Linked DNA regions of Mus musculus: region 2 is linked to region 1. The links are chromatin contacts, found by Hi-C or POLR2A ChIA-PET in ENCODE. All regions are on one chromosome and are shown on one strand. Each heading gives the region's core, a stretch centred on a gene start or an enhancer-like site at or near the end of the contact. The rest is flanking DNA. Distances are from core to core; before and after follow the strand shown. Region 1 has its middle 7.0 kb from the start of 2310015A16Rik. Region 2 overlaps Hsf2bp (heat shock transcription factor 2 binding protein).

Evidence for each region. Hi-C counts contacts between places; a loop is a spot of excess contacts on that map. ChIA-PET counts read pairs that join two places held with the same protein, here RNA polymerase II (POLR2A).
Region 2: a map of regulatory T cell shows a loop between it and region 1 (1.8-fold over the local background). The contact joins two enhancer-like sites. A Hi-C loop is called at or near these places in 1 of 37 maps with a recorded cell type or tissue (regulatory T cell). POLR2A ChIA-PET finds 5 or more read pairs at or near these places in 2 of 5 experiments (Patski and embryonic stem cell).

The regions. Positions count from the first base shown.
Region 1 is chr17:31,903,025-31,907,862 of GRCm38, reverse strand. No RefSeq gene overlaps it. Among named protein-coding and RNA genes, the nearest start is that of 2310015A16Rik, 7.0 kb to the left of the region's middle. Within about 2 kb of position 2,447, at least 1 of the 3 ENCODE cell types and tissues checked has a DNase peak (open chromatin) inside an H3K27ac peak, as active enhancers do.
Region 2 is chr17:31,963,356-31,968,193 of GRCm38, reverse strand. The region is part of intron 7 of Hsf2bp (heat shock transcription factor 2 binding protein); the gene reads left to right. Among named protein-coding and RNA genes, the nearest start is that of Gm30571, 53 kb to the right of the region's middle. Within about 2 kb of position 2,398, at least 1 of the 3 ENCODE cell types and tissues checked has a DNase peak (open chromatin) inside an H3K27ac peak, as active enhancers do.

The DNA.
Region 1 (4,838 bases), core at 1,198-3,697:
CATTGTGAGTCTTGGGACTCTCTGTGTGCCAGTCCCCTTACTTCTGTCCATTCGCATCCAGAGAGGGCAGCTGAGGACCCAGGGGACCCCTCCAGACTGCTCGTTCCTGAAGTGACACCACACCTCCTCCCAAGGGCTCATGTGTCCAGCCTGTGCTGTGCTCCTTACCTGGTCACAGCTGCCCTTACCTGGTCACTCCAGCCATGCTCTCCTTGACACAGACAGAAGGGCTGGTCTCCTTACCAGAGGTTCCCAGTTGGTATAATAGTGTCTACTTCTCCCAGTTCTTCCAGAAATGAGAGGCCAAGGGGAAAACCCCCACATTGTCACATTCGTGGCCCAGCAGCTGAGGATGCCTTTGTGTCTCCCAGGCTCCCATGGCATCCATGTTTATTTTAGAGTGGCATCTGGCCTCAGAGTTCATGTCTCTTGACTCCAAGGGCTGAACGACATCACAGGTACTGAGAGAGGCTGTAACGAACGAGGTTGCTGTATACACTGTCCATACTCCTTGGCGTACAGATGCCATCTTCTGGAGGACGAGACCAGGAGGCAGGGGCTACGGCAAAAATGGTTTTCAACAACGAGCCCAGGTCCTTGGCTCCATGCAGATAAGCTTGCCTGGCTGTCTATGGGCATGAGGGCAAGAGAGCCCGGCAGGGACACTCTAGAGCATTCCTGAACAGAGGATAGCCCCATCGCAGGTGGCTGGAAAGCCGTGGCTGCTTTACCTCTCTTCAGTGCCTGCAGACATCAAGAACCCCTCCAGATACAGGTGGCAAATGTCCCATTCAATGCTACCACAGTGCCGTGTGACCACTGAAGGCAACCCTTTTAGGTAAACCGTGAGATTCTCACTAAGATCTTCGAGGGAACTTGTGTATGTATCATTGCACATATGTTCCAGTACATGGGCACAGGTGTGTGGGGATGGAGTTTTCTTCAGTCACTCTATACAGTGAGACAGGAACTCTCCCAGAGTTCGCCAGTCAGCTGGTCTAGCTAGCTGTCTTGCTCTAGGTCACCCCCTGTCTCTGCCTCCCCAGTGCTGGGACGTACAGGTGGCCATCACACACGTCCAGCTTTTACATGGGTTCTGGTGACAAAAACTTTGGCCCTCACCTGTCCACAGCATGTGCTGTGTCCCCCATGCCAGTTCCCTCCTGCACCTCCCCCAACTTCTTTTTAGAATGGACCCCACTGTGGACATGATGGCAAGCTATTTGGAGTCCCCTTCCAGAAGACTATGAGCAGGGTTCATGGGCACAGTCCCTGGTAAGGATACCCGCACTGTTCCTCCACCTCCCTTAAGTCTAGATGTTATCATTGTAGCCTCAGTGGCTGCTATCCTGAGCCCAGTGACACCCTACAGGATGCCTGTCCCCAGGATGCCTGGTAGCCTTCCCAGTTAGTGTTCTGGCCTCTGTGTCCCTTCCTCCTGGTCCTTCTGCTGCCACCAGCTCCTAGTGTCCTTGACACCAGGATCATCACTGTTAGGATTCTGTCCAACTTGGGACCAAAGGCCATGTGTTGGGGCCCCAGGGATCACACTGAGAGACTATGTAAGTGGGTACTGCGGGGCAGTGGGGTGCACTGGTTCTGATCTCCGGCGACCTCTGATCTTTGTAAACTCACAAATGTGCTCAGGAGCCTGAGGAGGCCAGAAAGGAGACGTCTCAGGGGTTGGAGGCTGGGCAGATGGCAGGTCAGGTGGGATGGAGCTGGGCAGAGACTGGCCTCCCTGCTGGAGAAGGTGACGTGGCTGTGCTTCCTGTGGGGCCTGTGGAGGCTTCCTCCAGGGCTTCTTAGGTAAGACGGCTTCCTGTGCACTCGTCTCAGGCCATGAAGTCAGCCCTCCACATATCTGGCCTGAGGACAGAGAAGGCTTCCTCTTTGGGGAGTGAAAAGGAACGTGGCCTCCCAAGCTTCAGGAAGGAAAGCCCTCACTTCCTGGTGAGAGGGAACAAACACGGCAGGCCTTGACTCCAAACCCAGAGGAACACGTCAGAGCCTGCCGCCTGGGACAGAGACAGTTGGCTGGCCTAGTCCTGTGGCTGTGCTTGCCGACGTCCTGACCTTACGATGGAGGCAAGCCTGTGAACGCCATGGGGGTAGGAAAAGCAGAGGATTTTCCTGGGGGTCACTTGGAAGCCTAGGTCTAGATGTCTAAGCCGCTGTGCCCTGCAGAGCCTGGCTCCTGCAGGTGCTCAGAGATCCATGTTCAAAGACTGTGAGCCACAGGCACGCTCTATGCTCTTCCGGGGTGGCTCTGTAACCAGCAATGGCTCGCACCGGGAGGAGTCCACGGAAGCTGGGCCTAGTCCTCTCACTCTGCCTCAGTGTACTGGCTGGGTTTGTGTGTCAGCTCAACACAGGCTGGAATTATCACAGAGAAAGGAGCTCCAGCTGGGGAAGTGCCTCCATGAGATCCAGCTGTGGGGCATTTTCTACGTTGGTGATCATGTGGGGAGGGCCCCTTGTGGGTGATACCATCCCTGGGCTGGTATCTATAAGAGAGCAGGCTGTGAAAGCCAGGGGAAGCAAGCCAGTAGGTAACATCTCTCCATGGCCTCTGCATCAGCTCCTGCTTCCTGACCTGCTTGAGTTCCAGGCCTGATTTCTTTTGGTGATGAACAGCAATGTGGAAGTGTGAGCTGAATAAACCATTTCCTCCCCAATTTGCTTCTTGGTCATGATGTTTGTGCAGGACTAGAAACCCCGACTAAGACACTCAGCCGTGTTTCTAGAGCTTTTGTGGCTAGACCCTGGCCTTGGGTATGAGCAGCCAGCCCTAGCTTCTGTCCCCTAACTGGGGACAGGCACTACAGGTCGCTTGGTATTCACTGTTGGGAACGTAAGTGTGGACTCTCTGCTCTCTAAGGACCTCTTGTTAATTCCTTTGGAGCTTCTGACAGACAATTGGAGAAATGACCCAGCTTCCCTCCTGTTCCACGTGGCAACAGACCTGAAGTGTGTCTACTTAGTGTCTCTGAGGCTCTGATGGGGTAACCTGGTCCTGTTCTGTCCTTCTTTTCTCCCTCCCTCCCTCCCTCCCTCCCTCCCTCCCTCCCTTCCTTCCTTCTTCTCTTCCTTCCTTCCTTCCTTCCTTCCTTCCTTCCTTCCTTCTTCCCTTCCTTCCTTCCTTCCTTCCTTCCTTCCTTCCTGGGGGCCAAGGCTAGGGATCTGCTGTACATAATCTTGAACCCTAACCCAGGTCTGACACAGGGATAGAGGAACTACTCTAACTATTGTGTGCTGTCTGTGTTCCAGCTGTGTCAGCCGTCCCTTTACCCATGAGTCTTTGGGGCACCTGAGGCCACTGCCATCCAGAGAGGAGGGGGAGGTCCTGTTTCTTGGCCTGGCCAATATTTATCTTTGTCTCCTAATATTATAGACACGGGGCAGGGAGTTGGAGCATGGTACAGGGTGTGTGTGTGTGTGTGTGTGTGTGTCCTCTTGGCACCAAGGCAGCCAAGTACTGGAGGCTTTAGACGACACCTGGAGAGGTGACGTGGCTGGGGCCAGCCCCAGCTTCTCCTACCATACCCTCCCTCCCTGGCTCAGTGAGTCTGGTTGTTACATAAAGCTCCTTATATAACCGGGGCAAAGGCGGAAAGCCCCATGCAAGTCAAAACAACCCCGCATGGGGCAGGAAACCAAGATGGACAAACACATTCCGGAAAGTGGTGACCCACTGCTAAGGGCCACATGGTCACTGCCAAGAAAGGGACAGAAGGGCAGGCACTGGGTGAGAAAGCACTTGGGCAGGTACACAAAGGGATAGGCCGATGGCAGAGGCTGCCAGCCAGTGTAGCCTGCAGGGGACAAGTCGGTCATGGGCTGAGGGTCTGAGCTGCAAAGATTTGCTGTGTCTCCCTGCCTTGGCCACTGCTTCCATACTGCTGTCCTGCCTCGTATCAGGTCCAAATGGCTGGAAAAATCTTGCCCTACAGCCCTGCTGAGAGGGAAGATTGCCTCTTGTCCTTCCTGGCTCCTCCTATTGACTTGGTGGCCTCAGAGAGACATCGGGCATCATGAGGCTGCATGGCAACCCAGCTCCAGGTTCTGGACCCTTCATCACAGTCCTCCTCCCAGTCTTTGCCTCTCTCTACTTTTTTCCTCTAAAAACTCGTGCTTATATTTTGAGTCCAGGGTGTTCCAGTATGGGAAGTCAAGACAGCCTTTTGCCCACCTGCAAAGGCCCCCTTTCCGGATGTCTTAGGGTTTTACTGCTGTGAACAGACACCATGACCAAGGCAACTCTCAAGGACATTTAACTGGGGCTGGCTTACAGGTTCAGTCCATTATCACCAAGGTGGGAGCCTGGCAGCATCCAGGCAGGCATGATGCAGGAGGAGCTGAGAGTTCTACATCTTCATCTGAAGGGTGCTAGCAGAATACTGACTTCCAGGCAGCTAGGATGAGGTTTTGTTTTTGTTTTTTGGTGTTTTGTTTTTGTTTTGGTATAGAATAGTAGAATAGAATTTATTCAGGGCATATAGAGGGGAGTCAAGAGGGTAGTAGAGGCAAAGAAAGGCAAAAAGAGAGAGAGTAGAGGAGTAGAGGCCGGCCATGAACAGGTGGAGAGAGGAGGAAGGGAATGGGGAAGGGATGAGGGAACAGAGGAGGAGCAAGACGGCAAGAGACCAAGAATAGAATGAGGGTCTTAAAGCCTACGTCCACAGCGACACACCCATTCCAACAAAGCCACACCCACTCCAACAAGGCCACACCCACTCTAGCAAGGCCACACCCACTCCAACAAGGCCATACCTACTAATAATGCCATTCCCTAGACCAAGCATATACAAACCATCACACCAGATAAGTTCACATTT
Region 2 (4,838 bases), core at 1,149-3,648, 60 kb before region 1:
CTGGTGCTGGAGTCTGGGAGGGAACCTGGACAGCCCCTAAGTCTACACTGGGCTCCTGAAGAAGTTGGATTTAATACCAGCTACAACAACAGGGTAGATGAACTTGCCATCAAGAATGGGGGCAAGTAGACAAAAGCAATAGCTTCAATCTTCATGTCCTTTTATGTGGGCTGCCAGTAAAAGGTGTGACCTGGATTTAGGGTGGTCTTCCCACTTTAGTCTGAACAAGAAAATCCCTCACAGGCATGCCTAGAAAGTTGGGTTTTAGTTGATTTCAGATGTAGTCAAACTGACAACTAAGATTAGCTGTCACACTAGTGTTACACACATTAGTGAATTACACAGTCCAGAAGTTATCCCTGGTGTAATTTACTGCCTGCTTGTTAACCCTCATTAGAGCATCTTACCATTTCCCATGATGTCATTCCATCAACATTTTCAAAGTTTATCCTTGTTATAACATGGGTCAGCACTTTATGTTTACAGTATGGATGCCCAGCATGTGTGCATTCGTCGTCCGATGTGCACTTGGGTCATAAGCTGTGACCCATGCTGCTGGAGTGTGCCTACACAAGTCTTTGTGTTATCTAGTCATTTCCCTCACTTGAGCATGACTAGAGTTTCCCTTCACATTAAAAGACTGTTCCCTTGGAAACAGGTCTCTAAAATGACAGTTCTCTTTTGTTCAATGTGTGGGAAGTGCAGCATCATTTCCTCTGAGAAGCCCACTATTTAGGAGTCACTTCTCTTATGTTCAGCATAGACTCCCAAGGTTTGGGTATGTTCTGGATCATAGTGCGTGTTTCAGTGTTTTGGCACCCTGTTTTTTGGCTTAATCAGGTACATGCTCTGTCAGTGTTTCCCAGCTGTTTCCAGCCTTCCTCATTTTGCTCTCATTCTACAGAGCTGTGAACATTGTGTCTTACCAGTTCCCTTGGGGTTTTAATGTCATCTTTCTCTTGCTAGCTCACATTGCTTCATTCCATTTTCCTGTCTTTTCCTCCACTCATCTTTCATTTCTTTGTTTTTCTGTGCTTGTGTGCATAGGAACACATTGCCACCATGCTGATGTGAACTAGCACAGGCAGCTTTTTTATGTGGGTTCTGGGGTCACACCTGAATGGCTGGGCCTGCCTGGCTAACACTCTACTCACTGAGGCGTTCTTCTGGCCCTCACAGATTTTCTTCACCTCGCCCTTTAATTCTCTCTCTAGTAACCACTTTGTCTCAGTTATTGTATTTTCAGTTCTAGCTTGCTTTGTTACTAAGTATACTTTCTCTTTATTTGCTAGGATCATTTTTAAGACTTTACACCTTTGTTCATTGAGGAACTCTCATGGTGGCTGCTTTAAAACCATTGTATTAACCTGTCACTACACTGAAATACCCAAGGCAGGTTAATTTGTAAATTTTGAAAATGCTTATTTTGGTTCATGGGTTTGAGGGTCAATGCCTTAACAGCTCTGTTAATGTTCTGGTAAGGAACACCTGTGCTGCATCCTGTTGTAATAGACAACTCAGGTCTATGTGTGTCTTTATCTACTTTTACGAAGCTACCAGGGTTCAGTCACTAATGATTGAATTAATTCCCAAAGGCCTTACCACTAAAAGCAATTAGTATATTATTTACACTTTAACACTACTAACAACTCACGAATGGCATTTAGATTCCCACATGAGTTCTGGGAGGGAGCAAGGCCTCTAAAGGCAGGGGTCCTATAGACCCTTTTAAGACAGTCAGTCCTAGCATGTCCCCTCTGTGTGAGACAGTCCTAGCATGTCCCCTTTGTTTGGTGATCCTTCATCATATTGCCTCACCTGTCTCTAAGTGCCAGGTTTCTGTGACTGGGACTGAGTTCTGTATTACTCTTCTATATACATGGTCTATGATAGTTTCCCTCCCTTCAACTATTGTCACAGTGACTGAGCTCTTATGGAGTCATCATGAGGTTATCCCTATTGGCTGTACCCTTGGCTGTATTTATCTCATGACTCCAGTCTTATCCTTTCCAGGGGTCCACAAAGCTCTTTCTAGCATGCCCAGTGTCAGCGAGGGTGCAGTGGAACCACCAGTAGGCTGACCACTCTACCTAGACCACTCCACAAGTAGAAGGAAAGGTTTAGTGGGGAATCTAACTTCCAGGCTGTCTCAAAGTAGGGGGTAGAACAGCCAAAACGCTGGGAGAAGTCTTGTTAGTTTTAAGGAGACAGCTAGCAGTGAGGGAGGGAAGCATGTAAGCCAGAACAGCCTGCAAGTTAGAGCAAGGGGAGGTCTGATGTGGGCCAGAATAGCCTGGAAAGTACCAAGGGACTTTAATCTGTTACAGGTTTGTCTGACTGAGTTAATCAGGAACTAGATGCTCCTGCCAGAGGCAGTTGGCTGTAAGGGGTGGGTAAGGGAAGTGATGGCTTTTCCCAACAAACAGAAAGCAACTTTACAAGGGTTCTGAGGAATGTGGAGTTTAGGCTTTTGTTTGCCCACAGCGATCCTTCTGTTGACCTGGTCAGAGTCCAGCCTGAGCTGAGGCAGACTGTGTCATTGAGGACATTGTCAGCAGCACTGCTATTTGGGGGCCTGTGCTGGGTCCAACACCTAGTTATTTTGTTCCTCCTGCAGTTTCTTTATATTTGTATTGTAGTTGCCTTATTCACATAAAAGGGGCCTTTTACTTACAGGGTAAATGAGCCTTACTCTGAGTATTGCTCATACAGTGAATTAATTTATATATGTATTCACTTTACATCCTGATCACAGCCCCCCTCCCTCTTCTCCTCCAAGGTGTACCCTCACAACACCCTCCCCCCATTACTCCCTTTCCTTCTCCTCAGAAGTACCATGGGTACCAGCCTGCCCTGGCACATCAAGTCACAGCAGGACTAAGTGCATTCTCTCCTACTGAGATCAGACAAGGCAGCCCAGCTAGGGGATAGGGATCCAAAGGAAGGCAACAGAGTCAGAGAAAGGCCCCTCCCACCCCACTCCCCACCCCCACTCCAGTTGTTAGGAGACTCACATGAAGACCAAACTGCACATCTACTACAAATGTGGGGAGGGGGGAGGCTAGGTTGAACCCCTGCATGCTCCTTGAAAGGTTGGTGGTTCAGTCTGTGAACCCCCAAGGGTCCAGGTTTGTTGACTCTGTAGGTCTTCCTGTGGTGTCTTTGACCCCTCTGGCTCTTTCCATCCTTCTACCTTACCCCTCACTCTTTCACAAGACTCCCTGAGCTTGGCTGTGGGTCTCTGAATCTGTCTTTCCATCAGCTGCTGAATGAAACCTCTCAGAAGACATAGTAAAAATGGCCATCTTACCAAAAGCAATCTACAGAATCAATGCAATTCCCATAAGGTTTCCAACCCCGCTCTTTACAGAGCTTGAGAGAGCAATTATCAACTTCATATGGAAAAACGAAAAACCCAGGATAGCTAAAACAATCCTATTCAATAAAAGAACTTCTGGAGGTATCACTAACCTTGATTTCCAGCTGCACTATAGAACAATAGTAATAAAGACCTCATGGTATTGGGATAAAAACAGACAGGCTAATCAATGAATTAGAATTGAAGAGCCAGAAATAAGCTCAAATATCTATGGATACTTGAGTTTTGACAAACCAAAGCATACAATGGGGAAAAAAAAGCTTCTTCAACAAATGCTGGTGGTCTATCTAGATACCTGCATGTAGAAGAATGCAAATAGATTCATATTTATCAACTTGCACAAAACTCAAGTCCAAATGGGTCAAAGACCTCAACATAAAACTGGATATACTAAATTTAATAGAAGAGAAAGTAGGGAAATGTCTTGAATACACTGGCACAGGAGATAATTTCCTGAACTGAACACCAATAGCTCAGGCACTAAGATTAGCAATAAATGGAACCTCACGAAACTGAAAAGCTTCTGTAATGTAAAGGGCACCATCAATAGGACAAAATGCAAAAGACCTTCACCAACCCTACATCTGATAGAGGACTAATATCCACAATGTATAAAGTGCTCAAGAAATAACACTTACAAACCAAATAACCCAATTTTAAAAGGGGGTACAGGGGGCTGGAGAGATGGCTCAGTGGTTAAGAGCACTGGCTGCTCTTCCAGAGGTCCTGAGTTCAATTCCCAGCAACCACATGGTGGCTCACAACCATCTATAATGAGATCTGACGCCCTCTTCTGGTGTGTCTGAAGTCAGCTACAGTGTGCTCATATACATAAAATAAATCTTAAACAAAGAAAGAAACAACAGGGTACAGAGCTAAACAGAGAATTCTCAACAGAGGGGTCCCTAATGGCCAAGAAGCACTTACAGTAGATAATTCAAGTATTGGCAAGACAGCAATACCCTGCTGTCATGACGCTTTCGTCTGGTGGGCAAGGAGAGAAGGGCATTTTGTAGAAGTGCACACTGAATATCATTGCCCCATGGTCTCTGGCTACTGCAGGTGCAATTTTAAGAGGGTCTGGGAGTTTTGGTAGAGAGGCCTAGGTGGCAGAAGTAGGTCTGAAAGGTAATTCCTTGGGAGTGTCTTGTCCCTGGCCTCTTTCCCCGTGCTCTGCTCCCAATGCACTGAGGTTAAAAAGCCCTTCCAGCACATGCTCCCATCAACACGATGCTCTGCCCAAGCGTAGGAAGCTTGCAACTGTGGGCTGGGCTTTCCAAAACCACAAGTCAAAAGGAAACTTTCTTCAGTTGTATTTGTTAGGTATTTTTTGTCAGAGAGGAGAAGAGCCCTCTAAGTTTAGGGAATGGAGACGGTGAGTGAATAAGGAGGTGATGTGAGATTTGATGCATTTTTTGAGTTTCTGTCTCTGTTTAAGTCCATCTACTTTCTACCTTTT